Linked DNA regions of Mus musculus: all the other regions are linked to region 1. A link is a loop called in an ENCODE intact Hi-C map of the cell type or tissue named here. Cell type or tissue: left cerebral cortex. All regions are shown on one strand.

The links. Hi-C counts contacts between places; a loop is a spot of excess contacts. Peaks named below come from ENCODE experiments on the same cell type or tissue, not always from the same donor. Only the 100,000 strongest peaks of a DNase experiment are listed, where the experiment ranks them.
Region 2: it touches region 1 in a loop (2.7-fold over the local background); 5 of 42 quality-filtered maps call a loop at or near these places.
Region 3: a loop joins it to region 1, with 3 times the contacts of the local background. A loop is called at or near these places in 20 of 42 quality-filtered maps.

Annotation. Positions count from the first base shown.
Region 1 is chr8:40,420,843-40,428,842 of GRCm38, reverse strand. Zdhhc2 (zinc finger, DHHC domain containing 2) reads right to left here and starts at 5,028. Exons shown (of 13, transcript NM_178395.4): 1 at 4,674-5,028. The coding sequence starts at 4,800. In left cerebral cortex, a CTCF peak has its summit at 4,774; DNase peaks (open chromatin) are centred at 4,735, 5,150, 5,311, 5,722 and 2 more places; H3K4me3 peaks cover 2,822 bases; H3K27ac peaks cover 1,717 bases.
Region 2 is chr8:40,494,044-40,502,043 of GRCm38, reverse strand. Cnot7 (CCR4-NOT transcription complex, subunit 7) reads left to right here. Exons shown (of 7, transcript NM_011135.5): 4 at 1,131-1,292; 5 at 2,605-2,749; 6 at 6,129-6,239; 7 at 7,929-8,000. Among named protein-coding and RNA genes, the nearest start is that of Cnot7, 14 kb to the left of the region's middle. In left cerebral cortex, CTCF peaks have their summits at 3,997 and 4,199 (motif pointing right); DNase peaks (open chromatin) are centred at 728 and 4,184.
Region 3 is chr8:40,146,513-40,154,512 of GRCm38, reverse strand. No RefSeq gene overlaps it. Among named protein-coding and RNA genes, the nearest start is that of Fgf20, 140 kb to the left of the region's middle. In left cerebral cortex, CTCF peaks have their summits at 1,874 and 3,441 (motif pointing left); a DNase peak (open chromatin) is centred at 3,436.

The DNA of each region.
Region 1 (8,000 bases):
ACTTCAGGAAGGACAGAGAACTTTTAACGAATGCAGCGTCCCACTGTTCCTCTGGGATAAGGATGAGGCTGGCCTAAACTACCTCTGAGCTTTGTAAGTTGCCTTGATGGAGTGCAGCGACTTGAGTAAAACCACAAGGAAGCTTAGAACTGCGAGTGTATAATTAGTACTAACTGTCAGGTAGACAGCCAGGAAACCGTTTAGAAACCTTGGGACCCACTTGGCTTGGGCCGCATGAACGAATCTCTCTTGCCCGTGTGAGACTCTCGAGCTGTGCACACATGCCCGTCTCTGAACGATGACGCACTTAGCCACCTGCTAGCCACATCAAGCTACATGCACCCGGCACCCTCCAAAATGGAACAAGGCTTTTCTTCCTCAAAAGCCCGTTCAGCCTGAGCTGGTTTGGGGTTACATAAACAACAAAGCAAGACTAGGTTCTCCTTAGAGAGTAGCTCCTGTTTACCACGTTTAGCCTGTGCATTAAAGGGTGAACGTACAACTTAATGGTGGGATGGGACACTTGCAGTAGAACAAATGATGACTTAACTCAATCAACCAATCAAACATGGAGAACCATGCAAACCACGCCCCTTCTGAACCAGATCCTTCTTCCTTTATACGTCCTGAAAGAGCCCAGGGAACAACCATGACCCTTGGGTATCCCCAGTCATGCAACCTGCTTGCTCTCCTACGGCCTGTTCTCACCTGTTCCAGCGCTCTGCTCTGAATTAAGTTTCCTGGCTCCTTCGCGCTCTCTGTGGGCTTTCATTTCATTAAAACAGGCCCCAGACCCAAGAAAATCCTGCCCGAGATCATGACCACTAGGAACAACAGCACATGCCCAAGGTGAAATCATGGCCGTGACACATGTTAGGCAAAGAGGACATCAAAAAGGTTCAGCAAATATATGTGTTCCTCTCTTATAATGATCTCAGGAGCTTTTAGTAAATTTGGACTTATAACAAGATAAAGGGTATTTAAAAAAAACATATCAATCCATTTTAAATGTTAGCACCTAAGAGGAACCAGTTTAACTGCCTTCTTCAATATGTATGTTTCTATACTAATTATCATGGTGGCTCTGTAAAACACACCCATCGGGTCCGGCATAGACACTGAACCGCACCCAAGGCTGCAGGCACTCTTACCCCTTTAATTTTGCATCATAATACACACGCCCTTATACTTTTTTTAACCCTTGGAATATATGACCATATAGAAAATGCTATAGCTAATATCTGAATAGATTAAAGATGGCTATGGCCTAAAATAAGCCAAGGATGGGGAGAAGGGCAGTAGGAAGAGGGCCATGGATAGGTGAGAGAGAGGAAAGCATTGGGAATAAGATAAAAGTTTTATTAACTAGTAAAGCATATAAAATATTCTACAGATTACCCATATAATAGCCATATTTAGTCTCCTATTGTCAGAATTGGATGTATTTTATCTGAAACACTTGACTCTTCCATTTCCTCTACATTCCATATATTTCACATCCACACACATTCCCAAAGAGATGAGTTATTTTTGTAAAATACAAACACCAAGCAAAAATTATGCTCACCGAGAACGTGCCTAGAGAGCCACATACATGCACATCGTTAAATATAGAAACTAACTGTAATGAGCATCATTATCTCTGGTTTCCAAGGATACCAGGATAAGCACTACTCCTAAATTGCAGTTCATTCAGCAAAGGGCATAGAGTAATTTATATTCAGGGTCATCACTGGCTGACAGCAGATGTGGAAGGAAGACCAGGGTAAATCACCCTGCTTTGCTGAATCCTGTGTGTCACCCACTTTACTTTTCAGTCCTTGACCCCCATCCTTTGGCTCCAACCCTGGCCAATATTTCACAGGAGGAAGTTGAAGACTATGATTGTAAATAACAGCTTCCAAGAGGACAGAAAACTCCCCCAAAGGGCAGGGCAGAAAGAGATGGATTAATGTGAGGGTGGAGGTGGGGGCTGGCACTCACATTTTCTTTGTTTGTGAAAAGCAGCAAAGGCTGGCTGTGTGCATCAGTCACTGTGGCCGCCATCTTTCCCTGTGTCTAGAGAACAACTGTACCTTTAACCTCAATGTCTCAGCCAACCAAGCTCAGGCATCAGGCAGTGAGTGCAAGGCTTTTGGAGAACACCACTGAAAATCAAACTCACCTTCCTGAACTTTGCTTCCTCGTCTTTAGGATCTAGATGCTTTGTTTCTAACAGCTTGGTGTGGGTATAGTTCTGCACCCATTGATTTGTTTGTGGTGGTCTGTTTTCTGATTGTTTCTTACTGGGGCACGGTTGGTCACCATAGGTGGGTAGTGACAAGGAGTGGCAGGATGCTTTATCAGGTAAATATCAGTAAGAGGCCATGGCCCCGAGGAACTTGCCCTTCTAAGTCCAATGGTCACTTATGAAAAGGGTGACTTGGATACCACAGATAGCTTACTTTAAAATGATGGAAATATACATAAAGTATGGCTCAGGGGCTGGGGAGATGGCTCAGCAGTGGGTAAAGCGTTCACTATGCAAGCACGAGGTCCTGAGTTCAGACTCTCTCTGAGCCACAGAGCCATCTAAAAGCTGGATGAGTACAGGCCTGTGATCCTAGCTCTAGTCAGTGGAGACAGGTCCACCCTGGGGCTTGCTGGCCTGCCAGGCTAGTGGAAAAAGGTAAGCTCCAGTTTCAGTAAGAGAATGTGTCTCAGAAGGGAAATTGGAGAATTATTGAGGAAGATACCCAATACTGACTTTTGGCTCACCAGCATGGGATAGTGAATCTGCTCACACATGCACATAAGCAAAGACTACACACACACACACACACACACACACACACACACACACACACACACAGCACACTATGGTTCAGGTATAGTAACCATTCTCTATGCAGTTCCTTAGTCATCTGTCTACTTAGTAAAATAAAACCCCCTATGGAGCATCTGCTACTTGTGATGGAGGGAACCCTCTGTGCCTTCAAATGCTTCCTTTTGACGGACATGAGCTATTATGCCAGGCTAAGCTTCTTAGCTTAATGTGATAATAAAGAACAAGCTGGCTATTTTGACAGTGAAGGCCTTCTAGGGCATTCCTCTTTTGCAACAAATGATGTTATTATTTCCCAGAGATGAAGGAATCAAACAGTACAAAGTTTCCCAATAGTTACATAACATATACAGTATATATCAGTAAGCAACCTATTTACAGATTAACTGTTAATACAGAAACTTTAATTTCTTTCTTTAACGCTCTTCCTGTACATTGTACATGACTACTTATTACATATTCTTATGCATTGTCAGGAAGATGTCAGTATAGACCACTTTTAAAAATCTTTAAATCAAAAATTAGAATTTTCACCTAATTGGGATTAAAATGTTGTTTCTGAATCTAGTCGACAAGGTAATAATAGCAAATTTTAAAACTATATGAAATGGGAAGATAGGTTCAATTATCTTGAAAGTGATGTCAAAATTATTTTGGTGTTATCATCTTGACACCATTTCTCATAGGACCGACATTTGGAGCTGAGATGGCTTCAGAGAAGGTTTTGCACTTCATGCACGAAGCTTTGAAACTACTCAAGTTGCAAAGCTTTAAGGAAACAGACCCTATTTCCTCCTTGTCCCACCCTAGGCTAGTACTTGGTTAGGGCAAAGGTTAGTAAGTTCAGTGGGTAAACATCAGACAAAATATTCACGTATCCCTGGCAGAAGAGTCATCCCCTGTGTGAACATTTCTTCCTGATAACACACATCAGCTTTCACGGAACCTCCTAAGGCAGAAAGTTTACATTAAGCTTCATAACTGTATTCCCTGCTTATGAATAATCAACCTTAAAAAAACAAATCTTCAGTGCTGAAAGTGCCCCACCCACCAATTCAGGAGCTTTATCTTGGACTGGGGCACTTGGTTCTCTGGATGCTATGCACTTCAGATGATGGTTTTCCTGCCCCGCTCTCTATTTTCCCAGCATCTAAACTATAGTCTTCTATATTTCTCACAGGTCTTCGAAAGATACTTTCTAGTGGCTCGCCCTTCCTGCCTCCTTTTGAATTAGAAAGTGGCTAATTATCAACCCTCAAACCACACAGGCGGTTACAACGCTCGTGAGTACTGTTATCATTTTTTAAAAAGTGGGTCTATGGCCATCAGAAAAGAAGCTGGCTCTGCCATCCGAGCGAGGTTAAGGCCAGTGTTTCCCCATCGCATATCTGGCGCAGCTCTGATTCTTGGCCCAGCCTTCAGGGCAGCTTCTCCGGCCTCCAGGGCAGCTTCCCAGCCTCAGTGACCACAGTGGTCCCCTGTTCTGTCCTGCTCGGTGAGAGGGTGTGGCTGGGGTGGCAGTGGTGAGTAAAAGGCAGAAGGGGGTACTCCTGGCCGTGCGTCCTGGGGTGGAGGTGACCCAGTAACCCAAAAGCGGCAAGGGGAGACCAAGGGAGTGACAGAGTGCAGGAGGTCTCCAGGAGGCCGGCTGACCTCCGCTTGGGGTGGTGGTGGTGGGGAGAGAGGTTTGGGGCGGCAGGCAAGCAGGTATTGGGAAGCGCCCAGGGCGCGCGGCGGGGTGGGGAGAACCCAGCGGATGCACAGAGTGGAAGCAATCGCAGAGCGGGGCTGTAGTCCCGGGACCGCGAGGGGACAGCGTGTGGGGTTCGGGACGCGGGCACCCACTCACCTATGCACAGCTGGATGGCGTAGGCGTAGTAGGACCAGCCCAGCAGCAAGCTGATGAACACCACCGGGATCCAGTAGAGCACCCGCCGGCACCGCCGCCTCACGCCGCCCGAGCCCGAGGGCGCCATCTTCCAGCCGCAGACACCTGCCCAGCTCTGCCGCCGCCGCCGCCCGTGGGCCTGGCTCGGGGCCGGGCTCGGGGCTCCCGGAGCACCCGACGGGACAGGCCCGGGGGCGGCGGCTGGCTGTGCTGCGGCCACCGCGGCCGCCGTGGCGCTAGCTCCCCATCCCGCGGCAGCGAGCGGGCGCCGCGGACTCCCGCTGCTCTGCCGGGCTGAGGCGGCGGCTCAGAGTAGGAGGACGAAGGCGACGAGGCGGCGGGAAGCTCCGCTCCGCCCCCGCCTGGTCCCCGCCCGGTCCCCGCCTCGCTGCCTCCCACTGCGCGGCGGGCTGCGCCCTCGGGCGGGTGCAGGGATCCGGACGCGGACTCCCACGGCGCCCTCGGACTCTCGGCTACCCGTGCGCCCTTGCCCTGGGCCACCGCAGGGGCGCTCGAGGTGGCGACCCGGTGCCCACCTTGGCCCTCCCGCCCCTGCACTTGGCCCTGGATCGCGGGACTGTGATGAGAATTGACACTCGCTTTGGGTCACCCTCCCCAGCCGCAAGCCACTCCCAGGGCGCGGATCGGAGGGGGACGAGCTGCAAGGTGTCGCTTGTAGGAGGACGAGCGTCAGCCCCTCTTCGCCCCGCCCCCGGGACCAGCCAGTTGCTATCCCACTCCTCACCGGCCAGGCCCAGGGAGGATTGCGCCAAGTCCTTAGGCGCCCAGGCCCTCACCCTTGCATCTGTCAGGAAAATTCTCGCTTTAACTTGTGGGTGCCAGTAAACTGGCTGAGAGTAGCCAAAGTGCGGTCAGTTTCCAGAACAGACCAGCGAAATGATGGTGTTTGGGCATGAGAACGCCTACCTAGGTGCCCAGATCGCCATGAAGAGGGTTGCCAGAGGCCCTAGCCAGAGGGAGCAAGTTGAATTTTACGTTGTGAATCCATTGACAGTAACTAGAGTTAGGGCTGGCAGATCTTTGCTGAGAGAAGATTCTCTCTTTTTGTGTTAAACTGTCTTGTGATTCTAAGAGTAAAGTTTACCGTCCCCATCTCCCAAGAGCCAAGCGATTCCTTCTCTGCGTTCTTTCCCATCCTATCCAGCCTGACAGTGATTTTGGTTGTGATAGCGATTCTAAATTTAGCATATAGTAGAGTTTAAAGCGGTTGTCAAAACCACTGGAACGTGATTCTAATGGTAGTTAGAACAAACATCCCACAGTTAATTGTTGGTGAATGGGAAAGGAACGTGTTTCTGAGATTACTCCTCCCATTATATAAACAATTAGTATGTGTAACAGGTACCAGATATCATTAATGAATACTATATTTACTCCACACAACCAGATTGGGTAGAATTACTTGATAAACGTGATAAGAATGCTGAAGTATAGAAACCCAGCTCCAATTATGTCCTCCTGGCTTTTCAATTATCTTCCCAAGACTGGATTAAATATCAAGCCAATGTTCCTGAAACAGCTACTGCATCAACGCAGAAACAACCTCGCTCACCGGCACCCCCAGAGCTCCCTGGGACTAAACCACCAATCAGAGAAAACAGGAGGTGGGACTCATGCGTATATAGCAGAGGATGGCCTATTCGGTCATCAATGGGAGGAGAGGCCCTTAGTCCTGTGAAGGTTCTATGCCCCAGTATAGGGGATTGCCAGGGCCAGGAAGCGGAAATGAGTGGGTTGGGGAGCAAGGGGAGGGAATAGGGCATTTTCGGAGGGGAAACTAAGAAAGGGGATAGCATTTGAAATGTAAATGAAGAAAATATCTAATAAAAAATAAAAAAGAATTTGAAAAAAAAAGTACATAGGAAATAGTAGTCAGACTCATGATGGACTTTAAGTCACTGAAATGTTCTTAGCCTGTGAGTCACTTTATTTTGCTGTGATGTTTTATTCTGTTTGGATACTCTCTAGGGCAGATTAAAATGAAAACAGAATTTCCCCTGCTATCCTTAGCTCCTCCCCTAGAAATCAGCTTCACATCTTAACCAGATTAGAATAAGGAATCGAGGGGGTAGCTCCCCTGTCCACGTGTTTAGCATGTTTGAGACCGTGGATTCAATATCCTCTACCAACTTCCAATTCATAAAATAATGAGACCAAAGGGGGGGGGCAGCTTGTGATTCCCATATCAGAACCAAGATACCTCGTAAAGATGAGCTAGCTGCTGGTGAAGATGAATGGACATTACTGAAGACTCAAAGGAGGTCGACCCCACCCTCAATCCTGGGAGTGCCACTGTGCCCTTCAGATACCCACTGACACCTGTACCATCCTCCATAGTCCTTCAGGGCTTGAGGTCAGCCAGGAGGAGCAAACATCCTACTCAGCTTTCAATATAAGCTGTATGCAGGTTTAACACCTTTATAGGCCAGATTTTTATTACTTTATCATCACGCTTTATTACTAGAACACCCATTGTTCACACTTACGATATTTGTGAAGGATTTTCAACTCTTTGCCGCACTAACGGTACTGTTAACTGAGTTGCTGACTGCTCACTGTCATCTCCGAAACTGTCTAGCGCAGGAAGGCAGGAAGAATCATGTCTGAAGCCACACGATGATGGGATTTATCTCAGCCTGGCCTCTAATTGGACAGGCGCAAACCCGCATAGCTGAATGCAAGCTCTTTGGTCAGTGAGCCCGTGCTAGACACCACACTCTCGTGAGCCTGGAAGGATGACCTGCATGCTCAGGGACAGACAGCCTTTGATCCCCCTTTCAGCAGGACAATGGATTGAACGCTGTACACCATTCACAAGAAATTTACTCTCCACAGAGCTACCTACATTTCAACTCTAAGTATTAGTTATCTTTTAAAAGATTTCAAGGAACTCTGGGTGAGTAAAGTCAGGCAGAAGAAGGTGAGAGGAAGTTGTTTTGGAGGAGAACCTGTCTATCCTGGTTCAAATGGTGGTAAGACCATCCCAGCAAAGCCTCTCCTGGAGTCTCTGCTCTACTCAAAAGTTTATGAAATAGCACTACCTCTCAGAGACATTCTTTTTTAAAACTACAAGATTCCTATGGCCAGATCTTGGCTCTAGGAAAGATTCTTGACCAGCTTTCCTCTGGAATTCCCAGTACCCCCGCTCCTTCAGTCCCCAGACCTCAACTCCAGCTTGTGTTTGCCTTTAAAACTCCACATCTTGCTTCTTCTCCCAGATCCAGGCTGAAATCTTCACCCGGTCTCTTGAAAAGTAAGTATTAAGAA
Region 2 (8,000 bases), 73 kb before region 1:
TAAGGGACATATTTTTAGTATAACAAACAATTTAACCGAGGGTAGTGGGAGGGCCTGCATTGAATTTATTCTGATATCTTTCCTACAGGATGTTTCAAGAGAAAGCATGATGTTTGAAAGTGATGACTGTGGCTCCTCTCTGTTTTTAGATGCTTCAATTCTTAATTTTGTCATTTAGTTCCTGACAGTCTGGGAACTAAACTGACCTTTGAAATTGATTTCCAGAGAATAAGCTACAAAAATACATCTGATGAAAATCAAACATTAATTTTGGTTTTGTTAGTTTTATTGAAGTCTTTTATAGAAATTTTCTTTTGCTGATGGTAGAAACCAATGTTAAGGTTTTTTAAAAAGTAAATAAAAATAAGTGATAAATCCACAAGATACTTTTTCATGAATCTTCAACTTTTTAATATAATACTTAATGTATTTGTGCTTAGAAACTATAGGTGGCTTTTTGTGTGGTTTAAGTAAAAGTTTGAAGAGCTGGTTTATAGTGTGCTTCCTGGCTTGGTTTAAGGTAGTCGTCTAGGATTGTATTTGCCTCTAATGTAGGTATGTGATTGCTGAAGAAGAAATGATGTCATAACTGAGTCTTTATCTGAACAGTTCACTGCTTAACTAGAGCCGCTGAAAGGCTCCTCATTTGTGAGAGGAGGCATCTCCTTTTTCTTTAAGATGGAATGTAGTTTAACTCAGCCACAAGAGATGTTGGCCACTTGGTGTCTCCTTCCTGGTTCTGCTGAGAGCATGAGAGGTGTGCATAACCCCTCATGGCTGTGGTTACAGCTCCATCTGGCAGCACTAAAATAGCTGCAGAGACTGAAAAGAACATGTCTGTGGTAGCCTCTGGTGAGTAAAAGACCCTTTTTAAGCCCAGTGAAATGTATGTAATGTTTAGAAGCTGATGAAATTGAGTTGGTGTTAAGGGTGAACTCACCATTGGACTTTTTGAATGATTATTTACTTTTTGGATACCTCATATTTTATTTTTCTTGATCATTGTGAAGCATTTGAATGGTTGGACATAAACCAATCCTCTGTCTTGTTTCTGCATTGTAGTTGTAGGCATAAGTGGAGAACAACTGTTTAATGGGAATTTTGAACTTTCGTTTTCTTTCTCCTGCCAGGGAGGACATGTATGCTCAGGACTCTATAGAGCTACTAACAACATCTGGTATCCAGTTTAAAAAACACGAGGAGGAAGGAATTGAGACCCAATATTTTGCAGAACTTCTTATGACTTCAGGAGTGGTTCTTTGTGAAGGGGTCAAATGGCTATCATTTCACAGGTAAAAAATAAATAAATAAATAAATAAATAAATAAATAAATAAATAAATAAATAAATAAATAAATAAATAAATAAATAAATAAGGGGTTGCAGTGTGCTTCTGTCCCATCTGCCTTTTACGTCTGTCTGGGTTACTGTGTCAGCAGTGTTGTGCTTAGCTCTAGAAGGAATTAGCTGCCGTGAGTCTGTCTAGTACCTCACTGAGAACAGTGCTGTGGATCTTTTAACAAAACCAAAACCACACATACCTGCTCTTGGGTGCGTGTACCAAAGATCTTCTATGGTAAAACTTCTCCTCCTTCAAATTACAAGTAAAATAATAAACATCAAATAAAAGTTGATTTTGTTTGTCCTCCAAAAGATAGGCTCAGTAAGGTCATTTGCCAAATAATGAGTTTAAATTATAGGTAAGAAAAAGATACTTTATAGCTATAATTCCTCTCCTTTAACCCAGTGGAGGAAACTCATGAACCTAAAGGTCAGCACCAGCAAACGCTTGTTGTACGGAGATGTCTGGGGTTGGGCTTCAGGGAAGGCTGGCACAGGCCCTTCACAGGAGGACTTCAGGAGGGGAAGGAGTTAGGCCGCTGTGGGAAGACTCGTGATAAAGGATGTGTGACGTCAGTTTGAGGGAGCAGGGGGTTGTATTGTATAAAAAACCAGTTCTTACTTTTCCTTAGTTCCTGTCACATTTAACTTTTCCATTGACAACTGTCTCGGAGAGTTATACTGACATAGAAACATTTGAGGAAATGTACATCTTAATTAAGTCACTTAGTGGAAATGAAATACTCTGTTAGGGATTTATTCTTCGAAATTGGAAAGTGTCACCATCTCATGTAAATGGTGACAAGGTTTTACATGATTTTTGCCTTTGGCATGTTAAGTCTTGCTGGTTTATTACATTTTCACATACCTTCCCATTCACTGTGGCAGTGACCTTACTGAACCTATCTTTTGGGGTGTGCACTTGCATGTCTGTGTGGTTGACATAAAACACTCAGCTTTTACTTGGGTATTGGGGGTCAAAAATACTCATGTTTGAACATCATCTCTCCAGCTTACATATCAGAAAAATGTTATTTTAGTGACTGTAGAGTTAAATTTATACTATCATGTGTTCAAGATGCTGAGTGATCAGTTTCTGCACTGTAGTTATGGACGTGTTTCTTTTCATTGTTCCTGTGTGTACGTTATTGTTAATCCTTTTGCCTATAGTATGACTTGTTTAACTTTCTATCTGAAAAACTAATTTCTTTCATTGTATGGTATTAATGTATTTTTTTCTGAATTATTTTAATCTTTTTATTAGTGGTTATGACTTTGGCTATTTAATCAAAATTCTGACCAACTCTAACTTGCCTGAGGAAGAACTTGATTTCTTTGAGATCCTTCGGTTATTTTTTCCTGTCATTTATGATGTGAAGTACCTCATGAAGAGCTGCAAAAATCTCAAAGTAAGGCTTCAGATGACTTTATCCGGAACTAGCACATTAGTTAGCCCAATGAGTCTCAACCTGGAAGTTGAACAACCCTTTCACAGGGATCAATTATGACCATTGGAAAACACAAATATTTATATTATGATTCATAACAGAAAAATCATAGTTAAGAAGCGATAAAAATAGTTTTATGGTTGGGGTTCACCACAACAAAGCTGTATTAAAGGATGCAGCATTAGGAAGGTTGAGAAGCACAATTTAGACCAAGTAATTTCTATAATATCTTAGGCCTGAATGTTTTAAACCATGTTTTAGAAGTTATGTTAAGCCGGGCAGTGGTGGTGCATGCCTTTAATCCCAGCACTTAGGAGGCAGAGGCAGTCAGATTTCTGAGTTCAAGGCTGGCCCGGTCTACAGAATAAGTTCCAGGACAGCCAGGGCTACACAGAAAAACCCTGTCTCCAAAAAAAAGAAAAAAGTTAGTTAAATTATCTGATCCTATTCTTAATAAACAATCTCTCTTCAAAGCTGCGGTATTTATCTTAACAGGATAAGGTTTGTTTTGGTTTTGTGTTTTCCTTGGTTGGATTTTTGTCTTGTTGTAGATACTTTAAATTGTATTTTATGTATGTGGGTATTTTACTTGCATGTGTATATGCACTAAATGTGTGCCTGCTGTCTGAGGAGGTTAGAAGAGGGCATCCCATCTCCTAGATTATAGTTATGGATGGTTGTGAACCACCATGCTGTGTTGGGGCTGAGCCTGTGTCCTCTGCAAAAACAGCAAGTGCTCTTACCTGCTGAGCTATCTTTCCAACCAAGTTATCTTACCTGCTGAGCCATTTTTCCAGCCCAGAATAATGTTGATATATTAATTGCATTAAATATATTTAAGAGGGCTGGTGAGATGGCTCAGTGGGTAAGAGCACCCGACTGCTCTTCCGAAGGTCCAGAGTTCAAATCCCAGCAACCACATGGTGGCTCACAACCATCCGTAATAAGATCTGACTCCCTCTTCTGGTGTGTCTGAAGACAGCTACAGTGTACTTACATATAATAATAAAATAAATCTTTTAAAAATATATATATATTTAAGATACACACACTCTCACTCACTTCTGTGGAAGTTTACAGCAAGAGGTAGCAGAGGCTAAAAGAGAGAGTGTCAGACCCTCTGGAACTGGAGTTATGGGTACTTGTGAGCCACCTAGTGGGTGCTAGAAACTGAAATTTGGTCCTCCACAACAGCTGTGCTCTTAGCTGCTGAGCCAACTCTTTAGTCCCCAGAATAAATTTTTAACAAAAGCCAAGCTAAGGGCCATGTTTTTGTTATTGATGCCAGATTGAGGGTCATCAACTGAAATGAAAGTGTGAGGTGTACACTGACAGAGCCCTGTATTACAGAGGTTCTCATACTCCCAGCACACAGAACTATCACAAGCATACAGATTGGGGTTGGCCAGCAGGGGGCAGAGACACTCAGTAGTGTTCTAAGGTGGTTTTCCTTCAGATTATCCTGACTAGAGACTCTCCTTTATTCTTTCTTGTTAAAGTATGATGTTGTTATTTTCGTAGCTAAAACTGGTTAGGCATAAATACTATATAGTAAATGTGTAGGTTCTATATAGACAGTAGCTTATTCTGATAATACTGAACATATGTAGCCATGTATTTTTAACCTTTGGACATTAATTTTATCAAAACAAACATTTCCTGATTAAAGAAAAGTACTACTTTGGCTCAAGAGCAAATTCCCCTGAGTTGGCACAGATCCCTGGCAATACACTGAGTGGGTTTTTAGTTGCTGGATTTTGGTGTGATATGTTAAGTTATAACTAAGGAAACAAGTGTATGTGTAGCCAATATTGTCCCTGTCTTCAGTAAAACCAAGGTTGGCCAAGTTTTCCCTATCTAGGTTTTAGAAAAATACAGACAGAGCTTTGCTTTAGGAAACAGTAAGGAATTTAATAGTTTTTCTTAAGCAAGAATAGAGGAATTATAATGTGGAAGCTTTAGTTTCAACAATTTACTGAGAATTGTAGGACAGAAGTAATTTGTCACTGTTGTAGGTGTGGTGCCAAATAACTAGGAGAACTTCTTGAAAGATTATCTCATGACTGTCAGTTGAAAGTCACAGAATCCTGTGTCATTTGAGGTTTCCTCATAAGTGAACTCCAGCAGAGTATTCTGACTACTTACACTGATGAGTGGCATGCTGAGAATCTAAGGCTCCCACCTGGCTGGCTCTGGAAGTTTTTGGTTTTGTTTTGTTTTGTTTTGTTTTGGTTATTTATTTATTTATTTTTGGTTTTTCAAGACAGGGTTTCTTTTATTTATTTATTTATTTTTGGTTTTTCAAGACAGGGTTTCTCTGTATAGCCCTGGCTGTCCTGGAACTTACTTTGTAGACCAGGCTGGCCTCGAACTCAGAAATCCGCCTGCCTCTGCCTCCTGAGTGCTGGGATTAAAGGCGTGCGCCACCATGCCCGGCTGTATTTTGTTTTTTTAATTGACAGCTTGGTATAATGATAGTTTTCAGAAACAGAGTCCTAATTTTTTATTCTTCTATATATTCAGAAATATCTAAAAATATCAAATATTTTATTGAGTGCTATGTGAGCTGCTCACATTAAAAGTGTATGTTAGCAATAAGGTGCTACCAGTCATTCATATCTAGTCTGCTGCTGTGTTCTAAGCAGCTGCCAAGGATGCATGGTGCACACAATGTTAGAAACCGTTGCTGGCAGGAGTCCTGTCAGGCTAGGATGTGACTACAGGATAGTAAAGGCTTTGTATTTTAAGGAGGAAGTTGATTGGTAGTCTGTTCTGTGTCTGTCTATTTCTTCTCTTTTCCTTTGACACTCGTTATTTTTCTCAGTCATAGCTATAGTAATATAAGCAGATCAGAGCAACCATTCTAAAAGAGTTGTATATTTGTAAAATTCTCTTTTTAGTTGAGAAAATGGAAATTATGTGGTAGATTGACAATGACAGTGGTCTGAACACTCATGTTGTCTTTGTTTTACTAAGTTTTAAATACTTTAGGGGATGCAGATATTTTTAATGACACTGAGTATGGTTTATTACTGTTACCCTGAATATGATCTACTTCCTTCATATCTCTGGAAAGTTGTTAAGGCATGCTTAACTTGCCTTAAGATGTATAATTAAAATAAAATTTTCCTATTAGAATTTCATATTCTGGTAAAAAAAGGCTTTTATAGTCCACAGATAAATTACAGATTCATATTTTATCAATCCCCTTGCCATCTTTACAAGGTTCATCTTTACATATTAAAAATGTATTCATATTTTTGTCAGTGTCTAAATCTGTAATTGTGAATTCCAGTCCCAAAGTCCTCTCTATTTGACAAGCAACTTTTCTTCCTTCTAGGGTGGATTACAGGAAGTTGCTGAGCAGTTAGAGCTGGAGCGCATAGGCCCTCAGCACCAGGCAGGATCTGACTCACTGCTTACAGGAATGGCCTTTTTCAAAATGAGAGAAGTATGAAGACATCAGTGCCTTTTTCTTGGTTGTTAGGTAGAGAACATTAAAGGTCTGATGACAAAAGTTTTGGGCATTAAGAACCTACTAAGTGAAGATATAAATAGAGGTACTATATAAGTTACATCCACCACATTTGAATGAAAATGTTAAATAAGTCCTCCTGAAATGTAACGCAAAAGGAAATAGAATAAACTCTTTATAGAATAAAAAAACATTATTTATTCTACTGAAATATGTTGTTTATAGAATAAAAAATTAGGTGATTGTAGAGATCATGTACATATGAACATGCTGTTTTTTAAGCTAAAAAGGTAATAGTGAGGGAACTCAACTTTCTTAGACCCCATACGAGCCAGGGAGTCGTACCTTCTTTTTCTAGAAACTGGTGGCGAAAATAGATTTGCTCATGTCATTCTTCATTGCTTTAAAGGTTTTATAAAGTAGAACTTAACAGTTTTTACTAAGTCTTAAAGGCTTTTTGAATATATAGGTATTAATTAAATCTGAAGTCTGACATATAGTTGAGTCAAAACTATCAGGAATTCAAGTATAAAATTGTTAGGAGTAGAAGGATGATATGTAGTGGAACTGAGTGTTTTTAGGATAGATAACTAGGTGATAGATGTCGTGGTTACTTCATTGCTGATAATAATAAACAAATTTTAATTGTATACCCACACACACACACACACACACACACATATATACACACACACACACACACACATGTATTCTATTTTTGGTACACTGTGTGTGTGTGTCCTATTTTAGTTTGGTATAAATGGTACAAATATATATATAAAATGTGCCTACAGAAACACATTTTTATGAAATAGTTGCTGTGGAATTATTTTGAGTATATTCTCTTGGTAAAAACATGCTATTGACAGAACGCATTTGACTTGTTTTGCCAGGTAGTATTGATTCAGAAGTTATTTGAATTGTCCACTCACGTAACTAACTTAGTTTCAGTATAGGACCACCTTTTGGATTTTTTTTTTTTTTTTAGTTTTTTTGAGACAGGGTTTCTCTGTTTAGTCTTGGCTGTCCTGGAACTCAGTTTGTAGACCAGGCTGGCCTCGAACTCAGAAATCCACCTGCCTCTGCCTCCTGAGTGCTGGGATTAAAGGCGTGCACCACCACTGCCTAGCTGGATTTTTATTTTAAAATGTCTTATGGCTAGTCAGTGGTGGAATTCTGGCACCAGTTTGTTATCCTTATTTTCCTTTTTATTGTCTTCTTCAAGGACAGTGATGTAGTGAGAGTGTTAAGGTTTACTGTCTATACCATGCTTAGGATTTTGTTAATTTTAGTCAGTTCACCCTTGCACCTAGACTTAAGACAACCTAAGATGGTATAATGTCTCCTCCCCTTCTCGACATTACTTCTCATATTCTGTGAAGTTTGTTATGTTAAAGAAATGAAAATGTCTGCCATGTTTTTTATGCTCATAAGTTCTTATTAAAATGAGGTAAATGTTAACGAAAAATATTTTTGCTTTTTAGAACGTGTCCTTTAGGCCTGTAGTTAAGGGCATCAGTCAGTCTTATTTATTAAATATGCAGCATAGCTTCTCAAAGGAACATCACAGAAAGAGTTAGTAGCAATTACAGTGTTGAGATGTAAACTACAGGTTGTATCATTTGCTTAAGATGATTTTTTTTTCTTTCAAAATTTTCTTTTTAGATGTTCTTTGAAGATCACATTGATGATGCCAAATACTGTGGTCACTTATATGGCCTTGGTTCTGGCTCATCC
Region 3 (8,000 bases), 270 kb after region 1:
AAGCATCCACACTTTGGTCTTCTCTTTTGAGCTTCATGTTGTTTGTGAGCTGTATCTTGGGTATTCCAAGCTTTTAGGCTAATATCCACTTATCAGTGAGGGCATACTATGTATATTTTTTTGTGATAGGGTATCATCCTCACTCAGGATGATATTTTCTAGTTCCATCCATTTGCCTAAGAATTTCATGACATCATGTTTTTAATAGCTGAGTACTTGCTCCCAAAAGCAATCTATAGATTGATGAAATCCTCATCAAAATCCCAACTCAATTCTTCATGGAGTTGGAAAGAGCAATTTGCAAATTCATTTGAAATAACAAAAAACCCAGGATAGCAAAAACTACTCTCAACAATAAAAGAACTTCTGCAGGAATCACCATTCCTGACCTCAGTCTGTATTTCAGAGCAATAGTGATAAAAACTGCATGGTACAGAGACAGGCAGGTAGCTCAGTGGAATAGGATTGAAGACCCAGAAATGAACCCACACACCTATGATGACTTGATCTTTGACAAAGGAGCTAAAATAATCGAGTGGGAAAAAAGATAGCATTTTCAACAAATGGTTCTGGTTCAACTGGTGGTCAGCATGTAGAAGAATGCAAATCGATCCATTCTTATCTCCTTGTACAAAGCTCAAGTCCAAGTGGATCAAGGACCTTCACATAAAACCAGAGACACTGAAACTAATAGAAGAGAAAGTGGGGAAAAGCCTCTAACACATGGGCACAGGGAGAAATTTCATGAACAGATCATCAATGGCTTATGCTCTAAGATCACGAGTTGACAAATGGGACCTCATAAATTTGCAAAGCTTCTGTAAGGCAAAAGACACTGTCAATAGAACAAAATGGCATCCAACAGATTGGGAAGAGATCTTTACCAATCCTACATCTAATTGAGGGTTAATCCAATATATACAAAGAACTCAAGAAGTTAGACTCCAGAGAATCTAATAACCCTATTAAAAATGAGGTACAGAGCTAAACAAAGAATTCTCAATTGAGGAATACCAAATGACTGAGAAACACCTGAAAAAAAAATGTTCAACATCCTTAATCATCAGGGAAATGCAAATCAAAACAACCCTGAGATTTCACCTCATACCAGTCAGAATGGCTAAGAACAAAAACTCAGGTGACAACAGATGCTGGCGAGAATGTGTAGAAAGAAGAACACTCCTCCATTGCTGGTGGGATTACAAGCTGGTACAACCACTCTGGAAATCAGTCTGGCAGTTCCTTAGAAAATTGCACATAGTACTACCTGAGGACCCAGGAATACCACTCCTGGGCATATATCCAGAAGATGCTCTGACATATAACAAGGACACATGCTCCACTATGTTCATAGCAGCCTTATTTATAATAGCCAGAAGCTGGATAGAACCCAGATGTCCTTCTATAGAGGAATGGGTACAGCTCTATTCTTATTTACCCCAAAGGGGAAGGAGAAAGAGAGAGAGAGAGAGAGAGAGAGAGAGAGAGAGAGAGAGAGAGAGAGAGAGATTTAATGAGATGATATTTAGAGATAGAGAGATGATAGAGATTTATTGATTGATTGATTGATTAGGGAGAGTTCTGGATGCTTTGGGATGCTGGGGTGTAAGAGAGTTCTTTTCTTCTATTTATACTCCAAGTGGTTTTGCCGTACTGTTCCCCATATTTTCTGCATCCCACTTAAATCCTGACCCTGAAGTTAGCAACTACTGCTCAAAGTGTATCTCAGGAAGGAAAGCCAGACTGTATAGCAATGGAGAGATCGCTACATAGAGTGAGGCTACCAAGCAACATTAGCTTCTGAGGACCAAGCCTGTAATAGGAAAAGGGTGCTAGACAGTGCTGCCCCCTGTAGATGCTTGTGAGTTAATCAGTTAAACAGAGGTGATGCTCACGAGCAGCCTCACTTTCCTCACAGCAGTCCTGTGGGTTCTAAAGGATATTCAAAGAGGCAGCAATTTTCACAAGAGCCAAAAAATTGTTGGCAAGATAAGTTCAACATGCTTTATATTTGGTGGTTCTCAACCTGTGGGTCATGACCCCTCTTGGAGAGTCAAATGACTCTTTCACAGGGGTTGCCTAAAACCATCAGGAAACACAGACATTTACATTATAATTCATAACAGTAGCAAAATTACAGTTATGAAACTGCAACAAAAATAATTTATATACATAAATTTTCTCTTGTAAAAAAAACCCTCCAAATATTTAAGGTATATGTATGTGTTTGTACGTGTATACCCATATATATTTATTAATTATGTAATTATTATAAAATTATGTGTCACATTATATGCATAACTTCATAGTTGATATGAAATTGTGTGTATCATTAGTACATCATTCTAAAAGACTTCAAATGTAGTTTAGCATAGCCTTTTAAAATAATGAAATATACAGTAATGAAGCATAGATATCATTTTGTTTTTAACTTAGTACACACACTCTTTACTTTTTCCACTTCTCCCTAAGAATGTTCTTTTCCTCCCATGAGTTCTTTGCATCTGTTTCTAGTCTAGTATAATGGATGGCTTTTATTTTGAGCAACTGCTGGAGCCTGTACTTTATTCTTTAAGTGTCTCGGGGATGGTGCCCCACGCCTGCCCTTTCAGAAACCACCTTTGGTGTGGATTTGTACAAGGACCCGCATCTTTTGTGTCTGTTATTTTTCAGAGCGCAAATGGATCTCCCTCACCCTTAGACCCCCGTCAGGCAAGTTTGCCTTCCCTTTTCCCATCCCCAAGACAAATTAAGAATGCGAAACCTTTCACTCATAAGAAAACAGTGATAGTGCAGGTAACAAGACCTCACATTAATCAGGTCTTTCAAAGCAGAGGCCCCAACCTGCAGCCTTTGTCTGGCTTGGTGGTAGGTGGGTTTTTTCAGGCTCTCTTTAGGGCCCCAGCATTCTTTAGTCCTGCAGGACATTCTCCTTGGAAATGTCTCACTTTTCAGACAGCCCCTGTGTTGATCAGGAAAACCGGAGAGCCACTGAAGAAATCTGAACTTCTAATGATCCTCTTTTATATTTCCTTACAATAGACAATGACTCTCTCCACGCTAATGGCATCGGTCTGCAGAGAGGCAGTGGGGTACTGAGTTGGAGCGTGGAGAAAGAGCAGCCACTGTCACTTGGCCTGCTGTGTCATCGTGGTGTAAAAATCCCCCTTTTTCTGCAGCAGAACTGCTGTTGCTAATTGAAATATTCGGAGTCCCTCTAAACCAAGGTCAAGAGAAAAGAGGGTGAGGCAGAGGAACCGTTTCTTCTCCGATGAGCATGCAAGTATTAGCTAGTAACAGGACAGGCGTTTTGTGCCGTTCTAATTCTTTTCACCGCTATTAAAGATATAGAAAACTCACTCATAACAGCCTTCGAACTTCGCCAGGCGGACTGATAAAGGGCTATTTGTGTGTATGCAGCGTTGTTGGATCAAGCCCGCCCTCTGCCGGTCTGTGAAAATATTACCAGATACGATGCACTGGATTACTAAACTCAGGACTATGTTACAGAGAGTTTGGAAAATATGAAACCCTGTGCACCAGATTTCTCAGAAACGTTACATTTAACTCAAAACTCGTATTATTAACAATAATAAATTATCAAGGATCGGTAATTTATTTTTGTCATGAGCCAGGTAGTAAATATTTTAGGTTTTCTTGGCCCTTGAGACCTGTTGCAATTATTCACTCTGCCATGACAATGATAAGGTTAATATGAATGATGTGATTAAAGGTATGCTGCTGTTTTCCAGTACAGATTTATTTACACAGCCAGCCTGAGCTAGGTCTGCAAAGCAGTGAACTGTAACGCAGTACAAACCCAGGTTGAGCTACGAAAAACATTTATAAACACCTGACACATGTTTTATTTTTAAAAAGCAAAGTTATTCTAGGGGAGGTGACTATAATTTATGTTTGAAAGCTGCCACCACTTCTGAGTATTTTGAGATTATTATTAATTATCGTGATGGGTGTCTGCACTCAGCTTATAGACATAGTTCAGTATGAGATGCTAGCACCTCATGAGAGGTCAGAGACTGGGTATGTGTTTCTCAATTTAATGCCCTTAGAATTGGAGACATTAAGTGTATTTAGGGGCAGAATTTTGATAAAGAAAATATTCTATGTATTTCAGCGATTTTTACCATTTTAATGAAAAACACGATTTTGCCAAATTTATTTGAATGGAGGTTGGCTTTAAAAAATTCATCGTATGAAATAATGGCTTCTTTGTTACATTTTGTATATGTTTTACATGAACTTTGATTATATCTGTTTCCCCAGGATGCTCTCTTGTTCCCTTCTTCCTCCCACTTCTTACTCTTTTCAAATAGTATCTTTCTACAGTCAACACAATGCACCCCCCCCCCCACACACACTATGTGAATTTAGACTGTGGATATGAAATAAAACATTCAATATTTGTCTTATCGTCTGTGTCTAGTTAATGTCTTTAACATTATGATCTGCAGTTCTACCCATTTTCCTGAAAATGACCTAATTTTTTTCTTTTTATGGTGGAAGCTCCGTGGTATACACTTAAGACGCTTTCTCCATCTGTTCATCCATTGGTGCTATCACGGCTGACTACAGCTTGGCTATCACACATAATAAAGGTGACTGAGCAAGCACGTCTACAGTAGGCTAACTCAGACCCCTCTAGCTAGATACCCAGGGGGCTGATCTATGCTTGGTCTTCGGAGAAAATCTCACACTGATTTTCATAGCTGCTGTGTAATTTACATACCCATCCATCGACAGTAAGCAAATACCTGAAATCTCCCGCGGGAGGACTGGTTTTCATGGTATCAGACGACACCATGCAAGCTTGCTCTCTCTCTCTCTCTCTCTCTCTCTTTCTCTCTCTTTCTTTCTTTCTTTCTTGTTTTTTGTTTTTGTTTTTCTTATTTTGATTTTTTTCAGTAAATATTTTCTTTATTTACACTAAAAATGTTATCTCCTTTCCTGGTTCCCCTCCAAAAAATCCACTCCCCCATCCCGTCACCTCTCTCCGTGATCACCAACCTATTGCAAGCAAGCTTTCAAAAGAGAGAAGCAGCTGGCAGTCCTACCTAGCCACGACACCTATGAACCACAAACGACCAGCATGGCCTGATAACCCTAAGGGTGCTTATAACATTCAGCAAGACAGCAATCACACCTGGTCTTGGAAACCTAGCCAACTACCCAGGGCTAGAGAAGTTGGAGAAGAGTCTACACCTTTCACTTCACTAAACCAGCATGATCCCTTGCTACGACAGTATTACTCTTTTACTGTTCAGGATGGGTTTTGGCTATCTTGCGTCTTTTGCATTCCCATATTAATTTTAAGTTAGGTTTTGTTTTTTTTTTTCAATTTATGTGAAGAATTTTCTTTTTTTTTTCTTTTTCTTTTTAAATGGGGATTGAGTTCTATCTGTAGATTGCTCTGTTATGATGACCATTTTCACAGTAACAATGTTATCTATCCAGGAGTCAAACCATGAACCTAGCTCTATCTTCTAGAGTCTTCTTCACTCTCCCTCCTCAGGGTTTTTATTGTACAAGTCTTCCACTCCCTTGGCTATGTTTATTCCAGTGCTATCACATGTCTCAGAGTTTTCAAGTTTCATTATTAGGTAGATTTGTGATTTTTCTTAACACTTTAATGAATTTTTGAACCATGTGCTTTGATTTATTATATCTAAAATAGATGTACTTACTATTGTTCTTTGATTCAAGATCATGAAGACAGAAGTTTTTTCATTATTAGATTACTTTTAGCAAAGAATATAATTATCTGAAGGCAGAGCCCTGTGATCCTATAAATAAATAAAAAATTTTTTGGAAACCTAGTTATATGACTTATTACTAAACAATAAATTTTACATATCTTTTAAATTATAAAAATCAGTGATGCTTAAGCAAATTTATTCTAAATTATTAAAGATTTAAGATAAATTAACTTATCAGATATTCATATATCTAAAATTAATTCAGAGTAGTTAGTGATGAACATTATGTTTTGTAATGGTCATCCAGTCTGACAAAAAGGTCTGTGGTTTTCCAGACTATAAAGAAATTAATATATATCAACTTACTATAAACTACAGACATTTTGGAAGTGGGAATCTCGATTGAGGAAATGCCTCCAGCAGATTGGCTTGAAGAAAGATCTATCATGTATTTTCTTGATTGATGATTGGTGTAAGAGGGTCCAACCCATTGTAGGCAGAGCCAACCTTGGGCTGAAGGTCCTGAGTTCTATAAGAAAACCTACTGAGAAAGACAGTAAACAGCACTCCTTTATGGCCTCTGTGTCAGCTCTTGCCTCCAGGTTCCTGCCTGGTTTGAGTTTCTTCCCTTTATTCTCTCAATGATAAACTGTGATATGGAACTATAATCTGAAATAAACCTTTTCCTCCAAAGATGCCTTTGCTTATGATGTTTCATCACAGCAATAAAAGCTCTAACTAAAACCAATGTTTTTCTTAGTCCATTCATATGGTTTTAACAAAATAGCATAATTTGAGTTGATTATAAACAATAGATTGTTTTTTTCTTAAGGTGTACAGACCAAGTAAGGTCAAAGTAGTAGCAGATTCAGGACCTGCTATAGACTTTATTTTTTCACAAGTGAAGCCTTCTTGGTATATTTTCACATAGTAGAAGAGTCAGCTTTTCTTCTTAATAAAGAAAGAGCCTCCTTTAAGGGCTCTTCTCCATGACATCATCAAACTTCGAAGGTTTTAACTACTACCACCATCCCCACAGCCATCCCTCCCATCATCCCCAAAGCCAATGCCACCATCATCCCCACCACTAGTCCCACTGCTGCTCTCACATCATCTCTATCATCTTCAAGTAAACTTTAAGGGGACACAAACATGAGATCATAGCAGACATTAAGCAGTGACTTTGTGAACACAAAGATAATTCTGGCACCAAGTTTGCTGTCAAGGTCTTTACATTGGAGAACAGAGAAAATAAAAGCAAAAGTGGTGAGACAAAAATAAAATTGTAATAAATGCAAAGGAAGAATAACAAATGGCTGGCACAAAAGGAAAAAGAGAAATTCTTTCTTTCTGGAACCTCAAAAATGTATATTATATTCAGATCTTGAAGGTTGAATGGGGTTTTACATAGAGCGAAGCAGGCAAAGGATGGATGGACAGATGTTCTGGTCAGAAGCAGGAGAATGATAGATGGACAGATTCTCTTGTCAGAAGCAAGAGATTATTAAAGGAATAAAACAGCATGTATTCTGGGGGATAAACAGGGTTCCACTGTGTACATTTTGTAGAGCGATTGTGTCAGGAAGGTTTGATGGATGTGATTATGGAAGACGTTTAAAGCAACTAAATAGATCGAATAGATACAGGGTGAATGAATATTCCTCATCTGCAATGTCCAGGGTGTAGAGTGTTTCAAGTTTTTGAGCCTTCCCATTTTTTATGTTAGATGACTTCTAACTGGATACACTAATTTCACTTCTTGTGGCCTTTCTCTCTCTCTCTCTCTCTCTCTCTCTCTCTCTCTCTCTCTCTCTTTCCTTTCCTTTCTTTCTTTCTTTCTTTCTTTCTTTCTTTCTTTCTTTCTTTCTTTCTTTCTTTCTTTCTTTCTTTCTTTCTTTCTTTCCTTCTTTCTTTCTTTCTTTCTCTCTCTCTCTTTCTTTCCTTTTTCATTTGCAGAGCATGAAAAGAATAATGACTGGTGTGAACATTCTCATTTGAAATTAGGAACTTAATAATAAGGTTTTAAAGAAGGAAGAATAATGGCTAGTAACAGAGTGTTATTTTTTTAATAGAGCAAAATTTCAGCAGATATCTCTGAATTAAGAGATGTGCTAAAAATTGACTGGACAATAAGTAGCAGTGGGGGGTGGGGAACTTGGGGAACCACTAGAAAGTCCTAGATGCCAGGGATACGAGAGGCTCCCAGGACCCAATGGGGATGACATTGCTGAAATACCCAACAACAGGGAGATAGGACCTGAAGAGATGACCTCCAATCGATAGACA